Regions from separate parts of the Homo sapiens genome. Here region 1 is linked to region 2. The links are chromatin loops, found by intact Hi-C in ENCODE. Cell type or tissue: mammary epithelial cell. All regions are shown on one strand. Links, peaks and the distances in the headings refer to the core of each region. The heading gives the core; the rest is flanking DNA.

What was found. Hi-C counts contacts between places; a loop is a spot of excess contacts. Peaks named below come from ENCODE experiments on the same cell type or tissue, not always from the same donor. Only the 100,000 strongest peaks of a DNase experiment are listed, where the experiment ranks them.
Region 1: it touches region 2 in a loop (5-fold over the local background); 2 of 110 quality-filtered maps call a loop at or near these places.

Annotation. Positions count from the first base shown.
Region 1 is chr7:36,818,688-36,824,073 of GRCh38, forward strand. It overlaps the pseudogene NPM1P18. Among named protein-coding and RNA genes, the nearest start is that of AOAH, 97 kb to the left of the region's middle. In mammary epithelial cell, for the core only: no CTCF peak of the experiment used is centred there; a DNase peak (open chromatin) is centred at 2,114; H3K27ac peaks cover 1,268 bases.
Region 2 is chr7:36,746,899-36,752,284 of GRCh38, forward strand. No RefSeq gene overlaps it. Among named protein-coding and RNA genes, the nearest start is that of AOAH, 25 kb to the left of the region's middle. In mammary epithelial cell, for the core only: no CTCF peak of the experiment used is centred there; DNase peaks (open chromatin) are centred at 533 and 2,883.

The DNA of each region.
Region 1 (5,386 bases), core at 177-5,176, 72 kb after region 2:
GAGTCTAGAAATCAACTCACAGATCTGAGGTCTATTGATTTCCAACTAGGTGCCAAGATCACTCCATGGAGAAGGAATAGTATTTTCAACAAATAGTGTGGGGACAATTGTATATCCACGTGCAAAAGAATGAAGTTGGACCCCTGCCTCACAAGACATTAAAAATTAACTTGAGCCCTGGTGTGATTCCGTCCTGCATGGCTGTTCTCTTGAGCAGTAGTTGTTTATCTCCGTCTGCCTTCTCTCCCACCTGAGTGCGTTCCACTACTCAATGGAAGACTCAATGGACATGGACATGAGTCCCCTGAGACCCCAGAACAATCTTTTCCGTTGTGAACTAAAGGCTGACAATCACTTTCAAGTGGATAATGATGAAAATGAGCATCAGTTATCTTCAAGAACGGTCAGCTCAGGGGCTGGTGCAAAGGATGAATTGCACATTGTTGAAGCAGAGGCAATGAATTACGAAGGCAGTCCAATTAAAGTCACACTGGCAACTTTGAAAATGTCTGTACAGCCAACGGTTTCCCTTGGGGGCTTTGAAATAACACCACCAGTAGTCTTACGGTTGAAGTGTGGTTCAGGGCCAGTGCATATTAGTGGACAGCACTTAGTCACTGTGGAGGAAGATTCAGAGGCAGAAGATGAAGAACAGGAGGATGTGAAACTCTTAAGTATATATGGAAAGTGATTTGCCCCTGGAGGTGGTAGCAAGGTGCCACAGAAAAAAGTAAAACTTGCTGCTGATGAAGAAGATGATGATGATGATTTTGATGATGAGGAAACTGAAGAAAAAGCACCCGTGAAGAAATCTATACAAGATACTCGAGCCAAAAATGCACAAAAGTCAAATCAGAATGGAAAAGACTCAAAACCATCAACACCAAGATCAAAAGGACAAGAATCCTTCAAAAAACAGGAAAAAATTCCTAAAACACCTAAAGGACCTAGTTCTGTAGAAGACATTAAAGCAAAAATGCAAGCAAGTATACAAAAAGCATATTGAACAGTCCAGGGGACTACTAGTAAATTAAGCCCAAAGGTGGGGAGAGAGAAAAAGGAGAGACAAATATAGTCCACACTGAGTGTCATCAACAATCCAGACTAAAGTTTTCTATTTTAATCTCAATTCCCTATTCTGATTTGCCACCCATGCCTCTTCAGGCTGGAAACCATGTCACTCTTGGTTCCCCAAAGCACTTTTCTTCTGACTGCTGTGATTCAATGAACCTTGCCCTTTGCTTTCTATTACTTGTGCATTTGCCTCACCTCTGACCATGTTTTAAATCACGTTTGTATCTCCTTAGCTGCTCAATAAATATTTGAATGAAAAAAATTAACTTGAAATTGAATAAAGACTTAATATAAAAGCTAAAACTATAAAACTCTTAGAAGGAAATGTAGATGTAATTCTTTGTGATCTTGGATAGGTAACTTTTTAAAATATAACATCAAAAGCACAAAAAAACAGGTAAATTGGACGTCGTCAAAATTTTAAAAATTGCATCACCAAAGAATACTATCAATAAAGTTAAAAGACAATTCACAGATTAGAAAAAATATTTGCAAGTCATATATTTGACAAAGGGTCTAATAATAGACTATTTAAATCAACTTTGCAACTCAAAAACAAAAGACAGCAACCCAATTAAAAGTGGGCAAAGAACTTGAACAGATGTTTCTCCAAAGAAGATATACAAATGGCAAATGAGCACATGAAAAGATGCCCAGCATCATTAATCATTAGGGAAATGAAAATCAAAATTACAATGAGTTACCACTTCACTTCCACTGGGATGGCTATAATAAAGAAAAAAAAGGAAAATAAATTTTTGTGAGGATGTATACATTTGAACCTTTGTGTATTGCTGGTAGGAATGCAAAATGCTGCAGCTGCTATGGAAGTCTGGCAGTTCCTCAAAAGGGTAAATGTAGAGTTACCATATGACCTAGCAATTCAATTCCACTCCTAGGTACTATCAAGAGAACTAAAAACAGATGTACACTAACACTACCTTTATAGTAGCATTACTCATCATAGCCAAAAGTAGAAACAACCCAATCCCCATCAACTGATGAATGGATAAAAAAAAAGTTAGTGCATTCATACAATGGAATATGAGTCAGTCATAAAAAGAATGAAGTAATGATAAATGCTACAACATGCATGAAGCTTGAAAATATTATGTTAAAAAAGCCAGTCATAAAGGACACATATTGTATGATTCCATTTGTATGAAATGTCCTAAATAGGCAAATCCATAGTAACAGAAATTAGATAGTGATTGCCCAAGGCTAGGGAAAGAGTGGAATGTGGAGTGATTGCTTAATTAGTAAGGAGTTTCTTTTTGGGAGTGATGAAACATTCTGGAATTAGATAGTGGTGGTATTGGTTGCACAACATTGTGAATATACTAAAAACCACTTGTACAGTTTACAATTGTTAAAGTGGTAAGTTTTATGTTTTGTGATCTTTATCTCAATTTAAAAAATCCAAAATGAGGGTAAAAACCAAGAAAGCAGAAGCCATGGGATCCAAGAAACAGGAGATACATTGGAAAGGGTTAGGATGATAGTGAAGGAAGTTCCTAGACGCCCACTGTGCATGGAAGATAGAGCACAACCAGTTCAGTGGCTTCTGGGAGAATATCTGTGAGAAGAGGATATTTTGCTCCTGATGTGTTCAAAAGTATTGAGAGGAGATATTGAAGATTGTGGAAGAATCTGAGCAAATATAAATGAAACTAAGTGTATTCATTTGGGTTTTCCAGAAAAACAGAACCAATAAGAGAGATGATGGATAGAAAGATACTCAAACAGACGATAGATAGATATAGATAGATGATTAGATAGATAGATAGATAGATAGATAGATAGATAGATAGATGGACGATAGATGAGAGAGAAGAAGGAAAGAAGGAAGGAGGGAGGAAGAAAAGGAAAAAAGAAAGGGAGAAAAGGAGAAAGATGAAAAGATAAAGAGATTTATTATAAGGAATTGACTCACACAGTTACAAAGGCTGAGAAGTCCCAAGATCTGTATTCAGCAAGAGACCCAGGAGAGCTGATGGTAGAGTTCCAGACTGAGTCCAAAGGCCTGAGAATCAGGAGAGCTGATGGTAGAGTTCCAGACTGAGTCCAAAGGCCTGAGAATCAGGAGAGCTGATGGTGTAAGTTCCAGTCCAAGTTCAAGTCTGAGGGCAAAAGAAGACCAGTGGTCCAGCTCCAAGATAGAGAGAGCAAATTTTCCCTTTCTCAGCCTCTTTATTTTATTCACTTCCTCAATGGATTGGATGAGGCCCACCCCATCAGCAAGGGCACTCTGCTTTACTCAGTCCACAGGTTCAAATGTTAATCTCATTCAGAAAACCCCTCACAGAAATGGCTAGAATAATGTTTAACCACATAACTGGGTACCCATGGCCTTGTCAACATGACACATAAAATCAACCATCAAACTAAGTCAGTTAAAAAAAAAATCCAGTTATTAATTTCGCAGAAAACAAATAGTTGTGCATATCCTATGTGGCTCAACTGAGAATAGCATTTATATTTGTACAGTTATAATATTAATATTAAATATTGAATTTATCAAAAACTTGACATAAGTATAACTGGAGTTTGAGGGGAAGAGAAATGTTTGTGTGTGTGTGTGTGAGAGAGAGAGAGAGAGAGAGAGAGAGAGGAGATGTGATAATGGTGGGGCAAAGAGTAAAAAAGAGCTAAATCCTTATCTTCCATAGTGGGAAGTCATTTTATGCTGCCTAATGCTGAAAATCACAAGTAGTGCTAAAAATCATATGTTATTTATTGATACGCAGGTGAAAAACAAGAGCAATAGTTTAAAAAGCTGCAAAGGTAGCCTTTTAGGAATGGAAACTTGAGGTTGTAGGTGGGGAGCAGGTTATTGTTTTGGTTCAGCTTGATTTTGGTAATAATTCTGGTAAAACAATTTGACTGTATAAGTATGCATGTATAACTTTGATTAAAAACTAAATTTTAAAAATGTATGGTATATGGAGTTGGAGAAGATCAAATAACAATAGCCTACTTTTCCCTGCTAATTTATTGTACTGTACGGACTCCAAGTTTGATTAGGGGAGACAAATTCTTTCTGCATGTGATCACATAAGTACGTCATGTGTGTCTGAGTACATGTGTCTGCACGCATGTGTATGTGTGTTCATGGGCATAATAAGATATGCTTATTCTTACATGTGCCAAAATGAAGAGAGAGATATTCATACATATTGATGTAGACTGGCTTGTAAGCAGCAAGAGAGTAAATAATGTGATGCTTACAAGAAAAGATAAGAGACAACCGAAAGTAATGGAATTCGTTAAGGAAACCATAAGCAGACATTAAGTTTTTAAAAATCTAACTAAACAGCTCTTCTTTGGAATGTGAAGGCATTGTTAGATGAAATAATTGAGGATATGGAAATGACTGCTTTTTTTTTCTTTGCACTCGCTTTCTATAAATAGAGAAATATAATTATCATTGTCAAAAACAATGTATTATTCATTATGAAACTCATAAACACAATTAACAACAAGTTCTTGTCAGTTTCTGAAACAAATCAATGAAAGAAACACTGAAGGAAATAAATATTTAAATGCCATCTGATATTTTTAAAAAGAAAATTTGTATTCAAAATATATAAATTTGGTTGATTAAAAATTAGCAACTGTTTTAGAAGGATTTGTGTGGTAGCATAGCATTGGAGTTGGTTGCATCCTCCTAGGAAGAAATGAGCTTTGTTGAGATAGAATTCTGGAAGGGAAAGTATACAGCTGATTTTAACCCTGGAATCTTAACTCTCCATGTCTGCTAAGAACCACCTGGCACAATTCTCAGAGGAATAGTTTGGCTCAGACTGGATAGAGATAACCAAAGGACTCATTGAGAAAATCTAGACCCAAACAATTAACGAAAACATACGCGGTGGCTCACGCCTGTAATCGTAGCACTTTGGGAGGCCGAGGCGGGCTGATCACCTGAGGTCGGGAGTTCGAGACCAGCCTGACCAACATGGAGAAACCCTTCTCTACTAAAAATACAGAATTAGCCGGGCATGGTGGCACACACCTGTAATCCCAGCTACTCGGGAGATTGAGGAAGGAGAATCACTTGAACCTGGAGGCAGAGTTTGCAGGGAGCTGAGATCGTGCCACTGCTCTCCAGCCTGGGCAACAATAGCAAAACTCTATCTCAAAAAAAAAAAAAGAAAACATATACGTATACAATAAATAAGAAACAAATAGATATAAACTCTGGTGTTAATCCCTGGCTTATTCTGTCTGAAATTGTGTTAAAGCAGCAGTCCCCGACCTTTTTGGCATGAGGGACCCGTTTCGTGGAAGACAACTTTTTTCCACGGATGTG
Region 2 (5,386 bases), core at 141-5,140:
GGGCACTGCAGAGGCTCATGGAATCAGAGAACAGAGACTGCAGGACCTAGGGAAGGCACAGGACTGGACCGGGGGACACAGTAAAGAGCCCAGGAAGGGTGTCATTTCTACTTTCCTCTGAGCCTCTACTTCATCCTCCCTTTGGCTTTGGACTGTCTTGCCTCGTTTTTTGTTGGGAAGGCCAACAGCTCCTGAGCTTACGTGTTGCAGGGCCAAGTTTCTCTCTGTCTCAGTTGAAATTTGCCATGAAGGGACTGGTTTGCCTCCTGTACACCCATCAATTCCACCAGGAGCAAGGGAGGACAAGGGAACAAAACAGCTTTCAAAACAACATTGTGGATGGGAGAGAAGCGGGGAGGTACGAATAAGGGGTCTAGGCTTCACCCTAGGCTGCCAGGAAGGATCAGTCACTCTCCCCAGTAAATTAAGGAAAGTCCAGAAAGAAGAGAGAGTGATTTCGGGAAGCAGTAGGGGTGGACAGAAGAGGTACCCTCCTCCCCCTTGGACTTGGAAAAACAGAGCCAGCACTCTCCTGGCCATGAGTCAGAAAGTGGAGCTGTAGGGGGTGGCTGCAGAACCACAGGGTACATTTTTTCACTCTTTCATTATGTCACCTTAAAGAAATTAAGTAAAACTGCCAGTAAGGAAAAAAGAAAGCTAATAGTGGGGATATTGCTCAAAGGCAGAAAATTAGTTAAACATTACATTGGGGTTTCACAACAGGTTGGTGTACTGATTTTCTCACAGCTCCTTAATGAGTCTTGGAAAAAAAGATATAATTTTAATGTGGTCTTGATTGCTTTATTCTCAGGTCAGCCTGAGAATTTTCTCATGACGTTAATTATTCATTTTTGTAAGAAGCCTGCATAAATAAAAGTACAAGTACCGGGTGTCCAGTGTGGCATTTCAGGAGCTTGGAGAAAGAGGATAGAGAAGGTGAGAGCTGGGGGAAAATTGAGAGGTGGCCAGAAAGAGAGGCTTTGGTCATTTCCAGAGTCATGGAGTTGCAGAGAACTAGCTTTAGGCATTGCATGTAATTTAATGTTCTTCAATGTCCTGTAGCCTAAGACCACCTGGAACACACCTGTAGTCAACAAAGTTAGGCTGATTAACGCCACAGCAAGGGAAACTGCACGCTGTGGGGAAGCTTGAGGCATCTCAAAAGGGTGGATTAAGACAAGGGCACCCAATAAAGCTTTGGGGGCTGGAGTTAGTCACAGGATGGTGTTGGCAGGATTTCATCAGATTCTGTAAACTGGGGAGTTTCTGGAAAAGTAAGTGGTCTTATCTTTGGGATTCACAAGTCTGTGTGGAGTTACTGACAGGTCAATTTCTCTATGGTCTTATCTGGGAACAAATGGGCCTGAAAGAGCTGGTGTTTCAAGGTTTGAACTTAGATCGTCTGTGATGCCCACCACGGTGTGGTCGGGAGAAATTGGCCTGCTTCGAAACTGAGGCTTATGTTTTGAAAATTGTGGTTTCTGTTTTCATTCTCGGTCCCTGTCATCTCTCTGCCAACATGAACCCCAGTCTGCCAGTCTACCTTTTTCATTTACTCACTATTTTTCTATCCCATCGTTATGGTTATTCTACTGACATGCTACATGTAACATAAAGAGCCCTACAGCTGCATAACCTCCTGAGAGAGGGCTTCTTTAGTTTGCAATGGAGAACTGGAGATGGTGCTCATTCACAGATATCTAACACTCGGTAAGTCATCTTGTTTGACCACTCCCTCCTCACAGGTCTGTGCCTTAACTGTGCATGTGAAATATTATATATCTTAGATTTAAGAAACAATTTGGCTCAACAAATGACAGTATCAGGGAGCTATTATGAGTTCTAAGAACTACTGTCCTCCTGCTATAGGTCCAGACAAGACTTTAGCATGGCAGGCTGCCTCCTAGGGCTGGGTAGTCAAGAAGGGCTGATAGTGGGTGAGCTAGTCAAGAAGCGCAGCAAAATGATGGTGAAATACCACTTCATACTTACTAGGATGGCTACTATTAAAAAAGAACACACACACAGAAAATAACAGATGTGGGCAAGCATGTGGAGAGATTGGAACCCTTGGACACTGTTGGTGGGAATGTAAAATGGTGCAGCTATAATGGAAAACAATACGGTGGAACTTCTAAAAAATAAAAATAGAATTACCATATGATCCAGTAATTCCACTCTGGGATATACCAGAATTGAAAGAATTGAAAGGAAGATCTTGAAGAGATATTTATATAACGATGTTCATTGCAGCATTATTTACCTTAGCCAAAAGGTACAAGCAAATCAAGTGTTCATTGATGCACGAATAAAAAAGCAAAATGTGGCATATCCATACAATGGAATATAATTCAGCTATAAGAAGGAATAAAATGCTGACATCTGTTATAACATGGCTGGACCTTGATGACATTATGCCAAGTGAAAGTAGCCAGACATAAAAGACTACATCGTGTATGATTCCACTAACATGAAGTACTTACAGCATTCAAATTCATAAGGACACAAAGTAGAATGGTGGTTTCCAGGGGCTTGGGGGCAAAGGGGAACAGAGAGTTATTGCTTAATGGTTATACAGAGTTTGGGGAAGATGAAAATGTTTTAGAGATATGTTGGTTATGGTTGCACAACAATGTGAGTGTACTTAATGCCACTAAACTCTACATTTAAAATGGCTGAAATGTTACATTTTCTGTTACATATATTTCATCATAATTGGAACAATGTTTTTAAAGCTAAAAAAAAAAAAAGTCTAGCAGGAGAAGAACCCACAGGTAGCACAAACCCAAGTCCTTGGAGGAGGCTAGACACTGTGACTAAGCAAATCACATTCATATACCAGATCAAGGGGCAGGGAATGGGGCCCAACACTGAGGTCAGGAGCTGGTTGGTGTTAGAACAGATGATTCAAGGGATTCGCTAAAGGATTCTCTTTGTTGCCTGACTTTAGTGCATTGCAGGGGTGAGTCAGACTCCAGGATGCAAAATCAGAGCAGATAAGGGTTTTCCTTCTTCTTTTTCTCCCTCTCTTCAAGAATATTCAGTGGAGATTTTAAACAGCCTAGAATTCTCTAGTAAAGTGGTTTGGGGAATAGAATTATAGACTTCATCCTCTAAGCCCATTGAATTCTTCCCCATCATAAGCAGAGCCAGATACAAGTGAGCACATAACTTCTCATGTTAGTGAGAAGCTATTGATTATGGCTGGGACATACGGCAAAACCAACATTTCTCTCTCTAATGCTAGTGTTGGGAGCTTTCAAATCTAGAAGGACCAGCTGTGGTATATAGACATCAGAAGAGGGGTGGTTAAGGTAGGGAGCCCCTAGAGCAAGTAAAAGTTATAAATCTAGGCAGGCAGTCAGAGTCAGGGGTGTTCCCAGGAGAGTTATTAGATCTCCAGCAAGGAAACACAGATCATGGGTCCAAGGAAGAGCCAGAGGGAGTGGAGTTTTAAAGAAGCCAGACTTTCGGTGCTGGTGTGTTTCATGCTCTGTATCTTTTCTCTCCTGTACCTCATCTTGGTTCTTTGAAGGCTTTCTGGGTTTAAGGGAATGTCTCCAGTTTGGGGAAATGCTGGGTCCACTTTCTGCACTCTTTCTTGGGAGAGAAGAAAGAAAAACAACCCAATAAAGAGAGAATGACCTAAGAGATATCTCAAAAGACCAGGGACCAAAAGCGGAGATTCCCAAAAAAACATTCTGAGAAAGCAGAAATAGTCAACGCTTTGCCCTTCCATGGGAAGTTCCACTCTCTGAACGTGTTGGTCACTGGTTTGCTTTCTTCTCAGGGGTGACACAAGGCATGCAGAAACCCTCGAGGTCCCCTGGAGGGCAGAGTAAACCATCAACAACAGGTAGTCAGAGCCCAGCCTTATGGTCTGGAATTAAGCATCTAGAAGGATAGGGATGACAGGGGGAGGGCAAGAACAGTTAGGACCTCGCTTCTGGAGTAGCTAGAAAAACATGGAGAGATGGAAACAAACCAAGGACTGGGACATGAGGGAAGACAAGCTAGAAGCCCACTTGCCGGGACCAATTTATCACATTAATATGGACTAGCCAAGAGGCTGACAATGCTGTGTCCTTTTGGAGCAATTAAAGAAATTCCTGACTGACTCTAACTCAGGAGCATCTGAAAATGACCTGGTAAGGACATTATTAACAACTGAAAAATATCTACTGTAGATTGAATGCCATTCATGAGTTAGGCAGTTTTCATTTACTCTCCCATTTACTCTGGATGGTAAGGAAGGTGTGACTAGTCCATCTTACAGATGAGGAGAGTGAGGCTCAGAGAAATAAAATTGCTCATTAGCAAACAGTGGAAGCAGAGTGTAAGGGAATTGCATCATGATTGTACATGCTTTCCCTTATGCTTGTGAATGTTTATGATCTGAACTTCATTGTCTCAAGTAAGGTTTCTTCTCTTCGTCAACACCAGCTATCCACGGGAAAAGTTAAAATCCTACATTGCACCTCTGCCTTGGGAGCCAAATAAATGGGTCCATGTTCTTATTGACAGCTGCCTTTCCCTCCTCTTCTCTGTGAGACTGTGGAGGTGTTTATGAATGATAGATCCCATGCTCTGCACTGTCAAGTTGACTCTGGATATCTTTTAATTCTCCTCTCTGGAAGAAAAAAAAGTTTTTTTCCTAATAGAGCAACCACTTAACACTTGGAGTCTTTGAGAAGCAAAATGGTGGTCTTCAGATGGATCCACAAATTCCATTCACCCCCAAAAGGACCTATAAACGTGGCCGTCCACAAGAGATTAGTCAAAAATGCATTTTTTTTTCCTGACAAAATGAGTGGCAACAGTCTTTTGTTAGAATGATATCATAAAAAATTGAGTTTAAAAGTCTGATTCTTGTGTCTTAATACTGGGTGTGAGAGGCATATACATTCCTAAATTTGTTGAGACAATATTTGACAAAGGTTTACAATAATATTCAAGGAGTGACCTCCATGGGCAGGGAAAGGGGCCTAGAAGTCCCCTCTCTGGAAACAGTCATGAGTGGGCTGGACAATCATTGGATGGAGACTGGGAGAGGTGGGCTGGACCTGGAGTCAACACCTACCTGCACACAACAATCACCTGTGGTAATTTACAAACTGAGACACTCAGAGTGAAGCTCAAGAACCTCTATTTTTTAACAAGCACCTCAAGTTATATTCATGTTGCTATGCAAGCTCCAGTTCTCTGAGAATCATTGCCCTAGATCACTGTACTCCAAACTTCCCTGAAAGTAAGAATCATCTGGCAGCACTTGTTAAATGTTCACTACACCAGGCCTCTCTCATGGACTTGGTGATGACTTGTGTAGAGTCCATGAATCAGTGGGGTTTGGGAATAACTGAACTAAAAGATTAACAGAATCCTTTAT